Linked DNA regions of Mus musculus: region 2 is linked to region 1. The links are chromatin contacts, found by Hi-C or POLR2A ChIA-PET in ENCODE. All regions are on one chromosome and are shown on one strand. Each heading gives the region's core, a stretch centred on a gene start or an enhancer-like site at or near the end of the contact. The rest is flanking DNA. Distances are from core to core; before and after follow the strand shown.

Region 1 (5,786 bases), core at 1,378-3,877:
TCAGTTGGTCTCTCTGTCCTCTGATTTGATCTTTTCTGAGATGAATGGGGAATTTTCGCAGTATCACAAGCCTCGTGGTCATCATGGAGATAGAATACTCAGGGGTCAGGGAGGAACAAACATCCTATGGCTTCATATTTTAGAGCTAAAGGGTATTTAATTTGTTCCTCTGATGTCGCTGGAGCTCAGGGCAGTTAAACAACTTGAGCTTGGTGGGTATGCAGGCTCACACCTGTAGTCCTGGCACTTGAGAAACTGAAGTAGGAACAGTACCATGACTTGGAGGCAAGCCTGGGCTACATAATTAGACCCTATCTTAAAGCAAATCCATCCTAGTTGGAGGTGACACCTCTCCTGAGGTATTAGCAGCCAGTGCCAAGCCCTGCTCAGATGCTGTCCTTACCTCAACACAGACAGGAAGAAGTTGGGTGTGATGGCATAGGCCTGTAAGACAAACATTCACGAGTTCAAGGTCAGCCTTGTTTGCATAGCAAGTTTAAGAACAGCCTGGGCTAATTGATACTCCCCCCAAACAAAGAAGATAGAAAGGAAAGAAAAGATAGAAGAGGAGAAAAATGTTAATCCCATTCTCCTTTCCCATCTAACTTGAATCATTTCCCAGCCATTCAGAGAGGAATTCTGATCTCTTTGTCTGTCTAGGCAGCCAATAATAGCAATGAAACTTCCTCATTCACAAGGTTTGTAACAGCAACAGAAGTCCGACTGACACACTCTTGAATGCCTAAGTTTAATGTAGAAAATCTCCAAAGATAAGGCCTCTCAAGTCTAAGATCACAAAGGATCAAAATCCAAACAATCTAAATTTTGGTATAACAATTTTAGTTCTTTAAAAAATATATACTTAAGAGGCAGGCAGATTTCTGAGTTCAAGGCCAGCCTGGTCTACAGAGTGAGTTCCAGGACAGCCAGGGCTATATAGAGAAACCCTGTCTCAATATATATATTTTAATATTTAATATTAATTTTAAAGGAGCTTTGTTGGAGAAATATATACAAATATTACAGAATAAATAATATTTCCAAATTAAAATAGGCATGCATAGTATGTATGACTTTGGAAGGAAAACACTCAGCTATACTTGTTATAGTCTTATGGGTATAACAATTGTGAGCAAATAATGTAAATTTATAAGTAGGTTAAAAAAATAGAATTAAATAAATAAATCAATAAATAAAAGGGTTGGTAAGATAGCTTGGCTGGTAAAGATACTTGTTTGGCCTAGTGACCAGCTTACACAGTGGAAGGAAAGAGCTGATTCCAAATAGCTGTCTTCTTATCTTAGCCATATTCTTTCTCTCTCTCTCTCTCTCTCTCTCTCTCTCTCTCTCTCTCTCTCTCTCACACACACACACACACACACACATACACACACTAAATATATGTAAAAAGAATTAAACTAAATAGGGTGAAAAGAAAACTATCTTGGTTATTTTTCTCATGTCACCATGACAAAGAACCTGGCAGAAGCATCTTAAGTGAGGAGGGGTTTACTTGACTCACAGTTCTGTCGGCACCCTCCCTCCATCATGGTCGGATTGGCAAGGCCAATGGCTTGGTCAGCAGTGGCCGAACATTGTCAATCAGTAACTCCACACCTTGGCCAACCAGGAAGCTGAGAGCTCTGGCCAGAGGGAGATGTATCCATCACCTGCAAGGCCTGCCTCTGGAGAGCCATTTTTGCGAATTAACCCATAGTCCCAAAGGTTCTACAACTGTCCCACAGTGCCACAATCTGGGGACCAGGTTTTCAATGCCACGAGCCTGTGTTAAATGTTTCTGATTCTAGTCCCAACAACAGTATTTGGTAGCTGTATGCACCCAACTTTATGTAGTCACATGAAATGTTTTGATGGTAACTGAAGTCTTCTTGAAAACCAACCAACAAATAAGGAAACAATAAAGGAATAGTACGCTGGAGACGGGGTGAGGTGTGCTGCAGGTGTTAAAGCCTGGAGCCCAAAGGTTGCAGGCATGGAACCTGATGCTTATGGAAGCAACTGCAAACTCTCATCACAGCTCTGAGAGACCAAGGTTTCACTCTCTCTAGATTGCCTGGGACCCAACGTAGTTCTTACCCCAAAGGGAATACAATTTTGGAGCCAAATATGTGCCCATGGCCTATAAACAGATTTCTGCCTTTGCGAATTCCATGGTCAATGTGGGAAGTGTTAGTTTGAAAGAAGAAAGGAGAGAGAGAGAGCATATGAGAGAGAGAGAGAGAGAGAGAGAGAGAGAGAGAGAGAGGAGAGAGAGAATGGAGTTATAAGCCAAAGCATTTTAAATACATTTGTGGAAACCTTAAGTGAACAGAATGCAGTGGAGAAATCTCAGCCACAGGCCTCAGGTCATTTATGCTCTTATCATTTATGCTTAATTTCATTGTTTATCCCTCCACTTCTGTCTGTTCTGGGTGAGATGTGCAGGTAATCTCCCGGGCTTCGAACATAAACTGCGAGAATGTTTGGCCAGTTATTATCTGTCCCACTAAAAAGGCAGCTCAGCTCGGCCAATTCAGACCATTGGGTACCGAACCCTGCTGCACCAGGCGGAGCTCTCACAAACACGCATGCGCATCTCGAGACGCGCGACTGCGCAGGCGCCGGACACCTAGCCTTAAGGAGACGCGCCAATCCTACTTGGAACATGGCTCTCAGGCCCCAGAGGACTTTCAGGCGGCGCCAGGTCGAGTCCAGCGATAGCGATAGCGATAGCGACGGCGCGAAGGAGCAGAGTGCGGAGGAGCCGGCGTCTGCCGGCGGCCGAACAGAGGGAGCGGAGCGGCCGCGCGGGGCCCGCAGCGCCCGGGGCCGAGGTCGGGTCTGGGCGAGTTCCCGCCGCAGCCCGGGAGCTGCTCCCCGCGGGGACGGCGGAGCAGGTGACCGAGGGGTGGAAAGGGCTCCGTTGCTCAGATCCAGAGGCCTCTATGGCCGTCTGCACCCGCATTGCTCAATGCCGGGGTTGCCCGAAGCCTCCCATAGATCTTGGTGGCACTTTGCAGTTTGCATCCTCAGGTGACCCGCACCGACTAGAGCATACAGCCATTGGTGTGCACACACTGAACCCAAATCCTCAGAGAGGTCCTGAACGACTCCTCGTGCTGTTAGCTGTTAAATGTGGATGAAAGTCGTGTGAGCCTTTGGGAGCTTGTCTAACAGTTTTCTAAGAACACCAGACAGTGACTAAAAGAATAAGGACAGGGTTTGGAACGTTGTCATTTTTAAAATCAGTCATCTGCAACAACAACAAAAAGTAGATTAAAAATAATGTAAAACGAGGTGCTGTGACTGAGATTGGTGACACTAAGGACCGTTCCATTCATGTGATCAAATACCAAGTCATTTGAGGGCTGGCGAAGCCAGTCAGCAGTTAAGAGCACTGGTTACTCTTAGAGGACCCGAGTTCAGTGTCTAGCACCAACTTGGTGGTTCAGGACCGTCTGTAACTCTGGGACATTGGAACTCCTCCCCTAACCCTGTCAGGCAGCAGACACACACAGTGTAGGAAGATCACTGTGTTGTACAATAGATACACTAAACTTATTCTTGTAAAATTTTGTAACCTTTGCCAACATACATTCCCACATTGGCTCATATTAACCACCATTCTATTCAGTGTCTGTGATTTCCTTCAAATTGTTTGGATTCTACATATTAATGAGAGCTTAACATATCTGTCTTTCTGTGCCCAGCGTATAGCACTTAAAATAATGACTTCAAGGCTTGGGATCTTACTGATTTCTTAGTCAATGTCAGGGGCCCGGTTCATCTAAAGTTTGATTGATCTTTTTTGTATTTGTAACAAAGTATGCCGGTCATCTGTTTACCTTGAGTTAAGTAAGTACTTCTCTTCCCTCCTAGATCAGTGGTTCTCAAATTTCTTTGGCCTTTGAACTCTCTTTGTAACTCTTAAAAATAGAGGTCCCAAATAGCCCAGGTTTCTATAGATTATTTTTCTTTTGTTACCACTATCCTTAAGATAGTGGTACTCGGCTCAAAGTTTTACAAAATTAATAATTTGCATTGCTTCATCAACAAACGTGAATGAAAATGGCTTTCTTTTCCCTTTCTTGGTGTGTGGTGAAGAATACAATGACTGTGTACGAGCTGATGTCACTGCCTTTGTGCTGAGGCGAGCGCTTTTACCCACCACACTTGTACCTTACTACAATGTCAACCCAGAGAAAAGAACAAGTAACGTGTGTCTGTTACAATCAAAGTGGTTTTGAGTGCACACATCACCTCACGAGACCCCGAGGGCTGTGAAGGATAACTGGAGACCGTGCTTTGCCTTGGTTGGAGGCAGAGGTTGTCTCTCACAGCAGTAGCTAAGACGTGAGCGGTGGCTTTATTTTTTTCCATATTTTATTCTGTGTTTTAGAGATGTATTTTCATTTTTGTGTATGTCCATGTGTGAGTACAGTGACCACAGAGACCAGATGTGTCAGATCCCCAGGAGCTGGAGTTTCAGGTAGCTGTGAATTGCCTGACACAGATGCTGGGAACCAGACTCATGTCTTCTGCAAGGACAGTGTGTGTTCTTGACCTCTGATTCACCTCTCAGACTCTCCTTTAAATGTTTATTTGCACCAATCTTTTTGAGCTTCATGTAGTCTGGAATTAAGAGGACATCTTATGAACATGTTTATTTTGGTTATTGATTCAAATATTTTGACTCTTTCTTGCTTCCATCGGTATCCTCTTAGAATGCAGAACAGCTGAGCTCTCAACGGATGAAGAGGAAGGAACACATACCTTGACAGGAAGTAAGGGTGATCGGAGTCCGTCCTCTGATAGCTCTTGCTCTCTGGAAGAAAGAGACGTTTCACCCATAGGTTGGTAATTTTTGTAATTTTATATAACTAACTTAACTAGCTTCCTTCCTTTTTTTGCCACAAGGTCTCACTTTGTACCCCAGGCTGGTCTGGGTTTCATCCTGTAGCCTAAACTGGCCTCAGACTCACCCTCTGCCTCCTGAGCCTGTGATGGATGGCATGAAAAAGCTCTCGCATCAGCACAGTATACACCAGTCATTTTAATTGTTGATAAAGCAGTAAAAAGTATGCAACAGATAGTTATATCATTATTTATTACATGATATAACTGAGATCAGACAGCTTAGAAGTAGCCCAGACAAGGCTCAGATCAGGGAGTCTGCTCCGCAGTGTGTTCTGAGCCCCTGTGCTTGCTGGGTAGTTCCCCCTCCCACCTAGAAGCTGGTAAGAATTTATCCTGAGATTGTTGCTGATGTCACATGTAGCGTGTCTAAAACCTGAAGGAGGACAATATAACATATGTAACTCATAATGACTCGAAGAGGCTTTTTTAAAGAAAGATTGCTTAGTTCAGTTGTTAGCTAAGCGCATAACCACCTCTGGGCCAAATCTAACCCAATGCTCATTAAAGCTCTTTCAGATATTAGTTACCTAAGTCTGCTTTGGCATTACGATGGCAAAGTGGAGAAGTTATCCTGGGCCTTACTCTATAGCCCATGAAGTCAGAAATATTCCTCCGGCCTTTTAAATGTAATCAGGTGTTCATAACTTGTTTCCTTCTGTAGAGACTCTTTTTTATTTTTATTTTTTCAGGCTAGTGACATGTAAGAGCCCTTTGAGAAAAGTAGCTCAGTTCCCAGCACCCATGTCGGCCTGCGCACAACCACTCAGAACTCCAGCTCCTGCAGAGTCTGGTGCTTCCGGCCTCCTCAGGCACCAGCCCCTCACATGCACAAATGCACATTCATAATTGCAAATAGTGAATTAGATCTT
Region 2 (5,518 bases), core at 3,017-5,516, 42 kb after region 1:
CCTCGAACTCAGAAATCCGCCTGCCTCTGCCTCCCGAGTGCTGGGATTAAAGGCATGCGCCACCACACCCGGCAGAAAGATACTTTTAAGTGTGTGTGTAATTGCAGTACACATACGCAAGGATGTGCAGTAGAAGCCAAAGGGCAACTTTTAGGAGTTGTTACTCGCCTTCCGCCCTGGGTTCCAGAGTCAAGTTCAGGGCATCAGGCCTGAGCCAACAGGCATGTTTACCTGTTGAGCCATTCACTAGTCCCAGGATCAAGACTTCTTCGATGCTTCTATTTCTTCCCACAATGCAGCTTCAATTTTTGAAGTGTCATATTCTCTCATCATATCAAACTCAATCCATGGCTTGTTCCACTTCTGGGCTTCCTTCATTTGCTCTTCAGTTAAAGCAAGGTCAAATCTGATTCCCTTAATGTTGAAGTTTGGACGTTCCCAGCGTTTGGACCACGGCTTTGGCTTCATTTTAACTTTCAGCTTAGCAAAACAAAAACAGGAATTGTGGGCTGGTGAGGTGCACACAAAAGTCTTCCCCCCACCCCCGCCCCCACCCCCGCCCCCTCCCCCGCCCCCAGGTCTTCTGCAGGCGCTTCTCTCTTACTTGCCCCTGAACAAATGCACAGCATCTACCTTGTTAACAGGCACTTCCTGGCAGGCCTCCTGTGGGACCGGCTTCATGTTCACGTCAAAGGTGCTGTACTCGGGAAGGGCGTCCCGTAAGTACAGCAGGTTGTCATCCAGCCGCTTCTCCAACTTCACCACCTGGATCTCCTGGATTCGAGGATTATACAGTTCAAAGCAAATCTCCACACCTAGAAAGGGAACAGGCTGCTTCAAGCCATGGACTCACCACATTAAGTCCAGACTCCCGCAATACTTTACCGTACAGTATAAAGAAGCTAGCAAGTGGGAACTGAGCAAACACATGTCATTTTTAAAAGATCAAGATTATCAAAGCAAAACAAACTAAATCCCATTTGAATTGAAAAGTGAGAAATTGAATGATGTGGTGTAAGACGTCTATAAATACATCACCCCCACCTCTTCAACATACATTACCCTGGGAAGAGAAAGCCTCGGCTGGAGAACTGTGTAGACCGGACTGGCCTGTGGGTATGTCTGTAGGGCCAATTGATATAAAGGGCCCAGTCCCTTGTGGGAGGTACCATCCCTGGGCAGGTGGTCCTAGGCTGGATGACGAGGTGGCTGACAGAGCCCACGAGTGAACCAGCAAGCAGCACTCTGCCATGTTTCTGTCTCTCTTGAAACTGACCTGAAGATGTGTAAGCTGAAATAAACTCGAACTGCACTGGCTACAGAAAGGCAATGAGTGTCAGGTGATTTCCCTTTTTAGAGCAATAAACGGACATGCAGACTCTCACCCTCCGAGTTGCTTTTGGACATAGTGTTTCATCATAACAACAAAGATTGCACTAGTATGCCAGGGAGAGGCCCTCCTGGCACAAACAGTAACGTGGTAAGCAAGCTGCCGTTATGAATGTGACCCTCCAAGATTCACCTTCAAGACCTGCTCTCATGGTAGCTCACTGGTCAGAACCCCAAAGTGCACCCAGAAGAATAAACACTCTTACTTGCCGTTTCAATTCTCCTTTCTAGAACTTTACCATTTGTTCTGCTGTGTCAGTCATGGCATGTGTGACTGCTTCTGACACCATAACCTGTCATAACAGGTTATAACATGTCACAACATAAAGTAGAGACCTTCATTTTAGGAGTCCCAGTGGACTTCGGGGTATTTGCTCAGAAAGGGGTGATCCTGCTAAATGTGACAGCTCACATCTCTAATCCTCTAATCCCTGTCCTCAGGAGGCCGAGATTTGAGGATATTTCAAGTTTGAAGTCAGTCAGCTCTATATAGCAAGTTCCTGGCCACCCATGGCCTATATGGACCATCCCGTTTTAAAAACACTACTAGCAAAAACAAAAGGAATCTCTCTTCACTGCTTTATACACTGTCTCCATACTTGAAAATAACCATGTTTGTTTAGGCAAGGTCTCACTATGTAGTTTCTGCCTCAGGACATCCCTATGCTAGGATAGCAGACATGTCACCATGCCCAGGCCAGTCTAGTCCTAATGGGTGTTGCCCTATAATAAAAGAAGCCCTCAAAAGAAACTAAACAATGCACGTTAAACAGTGAATACTAATCTGTATCCAAGGCAAAGCACACATTATCTCTTGGGGAAATCCCAGTTTCACTCTCTGGATGCTCAAGAAGAAACATACCTTGTCCTTCAATCGTGTTCCTGAGGGTGAAAGTAGCCCCGAGCCCATTCCCTGATCGCTTGATGCAAATCCCCAGGAACTGGCTGGTTTTTCCACTGGCATAGGGGTCGGCTGTGGTGACTCGAAGTATGCTTCCTACAGAGTCAGAAGAGAAGCAAGCTCTGACACAGATGCAGGAATGAACAAATAAGGTTTATATCTTAGTATGTCAGAAATAAATAACAGCAAAACCCAGACATCTGAACAATAATCTGAAGGCAATGAAAACTAGCGCCCAACACCTGCTGCCAGACACCGTTACTCACCAACATAGAACTCTGGAATCGGAAGCACCTTTCTCCTGTCTAGCATATCTTTTCTTTCTATCTTAAATTTCAGAGGGTTTGTTCTCCCCCTGGGAGGGATGAATTCAGGACTCAGGAACCTATAAAAAAATTAAAAATGAAAGGTGATTTAGGCCAGCATAAGAAAAACAATGGGTATAATGTAGATGTATTTTATTCTTTCAATATGGATTGCAATGTTATTTCTAAAACCATGGTTTCCAAAACCATTGTTAATGCTCACTCCTGAGAACGCACCAGGCATTGTGTTTAAATGGTTATCATACATCAAGTAGCCCTCAAGGTCTGGACCTTATTGTCCAAGAAGGCATTTGTGCTAAGGGTTTGTTTAGCTGTCATCCTGGGCAGCTACTGGGGCTTAGAAAGCCTTAAAGAGTTTCAGTCCGGTACAGGAAACATGTCACTGGGCATCTAACCTTGAAGGCAAGGCACAGACCCCGGCCCCTTTCTGTTTCTCCCTTTGCTTTTACCTAGCTAATGCTTCCTGCCACGCTATACTGTGTCACTGCAGGGCCCAAGTGACAGGGCCAGGACCAAGCAAAATTAACTACAACTGTCCAAACCCTGAGCCAAACGAATTTGTTCCCTTTAGGCTGGCTGTCTCTGGTGTTTGTCACCACACAGGCAAGCTGACCCATAGTAGCATAAATTAATCCTGAGACCAGTTAGATGTTTTATTGTCATCTTACTTAAAAAAAAAAAAAACAAAGCACAACTGGAGCGTAAAGGTGATGAACCGCTGACATAATTACTATTTGTTACAATTTTGTCACAGTTAATACGCTGCATTTCTCTCAGTCTGCAAATGAGCACAAGTCTCCCACTGAGCTATAAATATGGAGAAAATATATACAAATCACCAGCTGCAAACTGACTTTAAAAGAAATCTTCCACCGAGCATAGGGATTCCCACCTTTGATCCTAACATTTAGGAGGCAAAAGCAGGCAGATCTTTTTTGAGTTCAAGGCCAGCCTGATACACACCCACAAATTATTGTGTATTGTGGTTGGAGCGCCCAGCATAACATTCATGTGGGGATTTGAAGGCAAACTTTGGAGTACGGTCTCTCTTTTCTCTATGGGTTCTAGGCATGGATTTGGGTGTACAGGTTGCAACTTTCACAACCGAACCACCCTGCGGGTCCATACTGTTAAGCTTCTGAAGATGCATTTATGTAGGTAAGACGAAAAAGAGTGTGCTGGATCCACGTGCCTGAGCCGATCTGACCTCCCCAAACCCTTCCTCCTGGATAGAATCTGTTGGCCAAGGCTCACCGTGGTGGATTTTAGGACAAACTGAGGGAAGGGAGTCCAAGCCTGCGTCTTTCGTGATCTAGAGAGGGGCAGACCCGGAACCCGATTTCGTGCAGCCCAGCTATAAAGCGGGTATCAAAGTGTGCGCACTCCCACGCGGCCTCGGCCGCCTCACCTTCTCTCGTCTTCCGGGACTCGGCGCCGGTCCACGATGACAGGTTTCGGCGGTGGCTTGAACCCACCGGGCTCTGAAGGCCCGGTGCTCTGAAATCGGCTTGGGCCCGTGCAGACACGGCAGGCATCAGATGCGAAGGCAGCAAGCCGTGGCCTGGCCATTCGGACGCTCCGGGCCAGGTACAGGGACGCCCTACAACTTTCTGCCATGGAGGCCGCCATGTCTACACCCTCAATGAAGGACTACAACTCCCAGAAGTCAGTGCGATGGGGTGTGGCCGGACGGTGGCTCCTATGGGACTAAACTTGCTTCCCGGTGTACCGCCGCTTGTTTGAGGGAGTTATACCTGTAAATGTATATAATTTTCCTCTTCTCCATAATTTGCAAAGTTACACTTCTCTACAGGGTTAGCAAGTTTGTACATTTCACTAAGTACTGTGATCTCATTTGCATTTAGTGAGTGACTATGAAGTGCGTGGAGTGTGTGTGTGTGTGTGTGTGTGTGTGTGTGTGTGTGTGTGAGTGTGATTGCAGGTGCCCATGAAGGACATATGATCCCCTGGAGCTGGAGTTACAGGCAGTGGCAAGGGACCCTATGTGGATGCTGGAAATTGAACATGGGTCCTCTGAAAAATTACGTGTTCCTAACTGCAGAGCCACCCTCTCCAGCCTCCTCAGTTCCACCTTTTATTTGCTTGTGCCTACATGAAAAACACAACTGTCACCTAAAGGGCAAAAGAGATAGTTTATTCTAGAGTCAAGTATTAATGAGGGGCTCAGAACACAAGATTTAGGTCACCACAAATCCATGTTCCAATTACATGTAACAATTCCATGGCATTCCATAGTATCAGAGCAAGAAAGCCATTCCTTAAACACATTGGCAGGTACACCCATTTAGGAATGCTATATCAAAATGGAGATGTCTCTGCTGTATGCCTCAGTTGCGCTGATGGCCTTCTTAGCCTTCAGGTTGATGGAAGTGAGGCGGTTGCTGAATGTAGTCCCTTAATAATAACAAGGCCGTTGGTTCACAAGTAAGTTGGGAATAAATTACCATTTGAGGGACTAATGGGCCAAGATAGTTGGGCTCTGGATCTGCAGCACCACAATGCTTCAAGTCACTCACGTTTTAATTAGTTAATCAGTCTTGTAGAACGTTGCTTCTTTTAGGAAATTTTCGTTTGCCTCTTGTTTGATTATTGGTATTTAGTTCGTTGTTATGAATTCCGTGGGGAGCAATGAGTATCTTCTTTTGCTTAACTTCTGTCTTACTAACCAGCACTACCTGGCTCTCACAGGCTCCAAACAGAATAATAAATGCTAGCTGTTTTGTCAAAAGTTAGAGTCATCAGAGAGGAGAGTACCCCCAACTGAGAAAATGTCTCCATAAGATAGGTCTGTAGGTGGCCTGTAGGACATTTTTTTAAGTTAGTGATTGATGGGGGAGGGTCCAGCCCATTGTGGGTGGTGCCATCCCTGGACTGGTGTTTC

The links. Hi-C counts contacts between places; a loop is a spot of excess contacts on that map. ChIA-PET counts read pairs that join two places held with the same protein, here RNA polymerase II (POLR2A).
Region 2: a loop to region 1 is called in a map of heart, with 2.5 times the contacts of the local background. The contact joins the promoter of Mrpl19 here to the promoter of Gcfc2 in region 1. A Hi-C loop is called at or near these places in 4 of 37 maps with a recorded cell type or tissue (heart and v-Abl transformed pro-B cells). POLR2A ChIA-PET finds 5 or more read pairs at or near these places in 2 of 5 experiments (Patski and embryonic stem cell).

Annotation. Positions count from the first base shown.
Region 1 is chr6:81,921,042-81,926,827 of GRCm38, forward strand. Gcfc2 (GC-rich sequence DNA binding factor 2) reads left to right here and starts at 2,628. Exons shown (of 17, transcript NM_177884.3): 1 at 2,628-2,897; 2 at 4,725-4,853. The coding sequence starts at 2,666.
Region 2 is chr6:81,961,683-81,967,200 of GRCm38, forward strand. Mrpl19 (mitochondrial ribosomal protein L19) reads right to left here and starts at 4,267. Exons shown (of 5, transcript NM_026490.2): 1 at 4,025-4,267; 2 at 2,557-2,675; 3 at 2,252-2,386; 4 at 634-815; 5 at 1-480. The coding sequence starts at 4,245. The coding sequence ends at 259.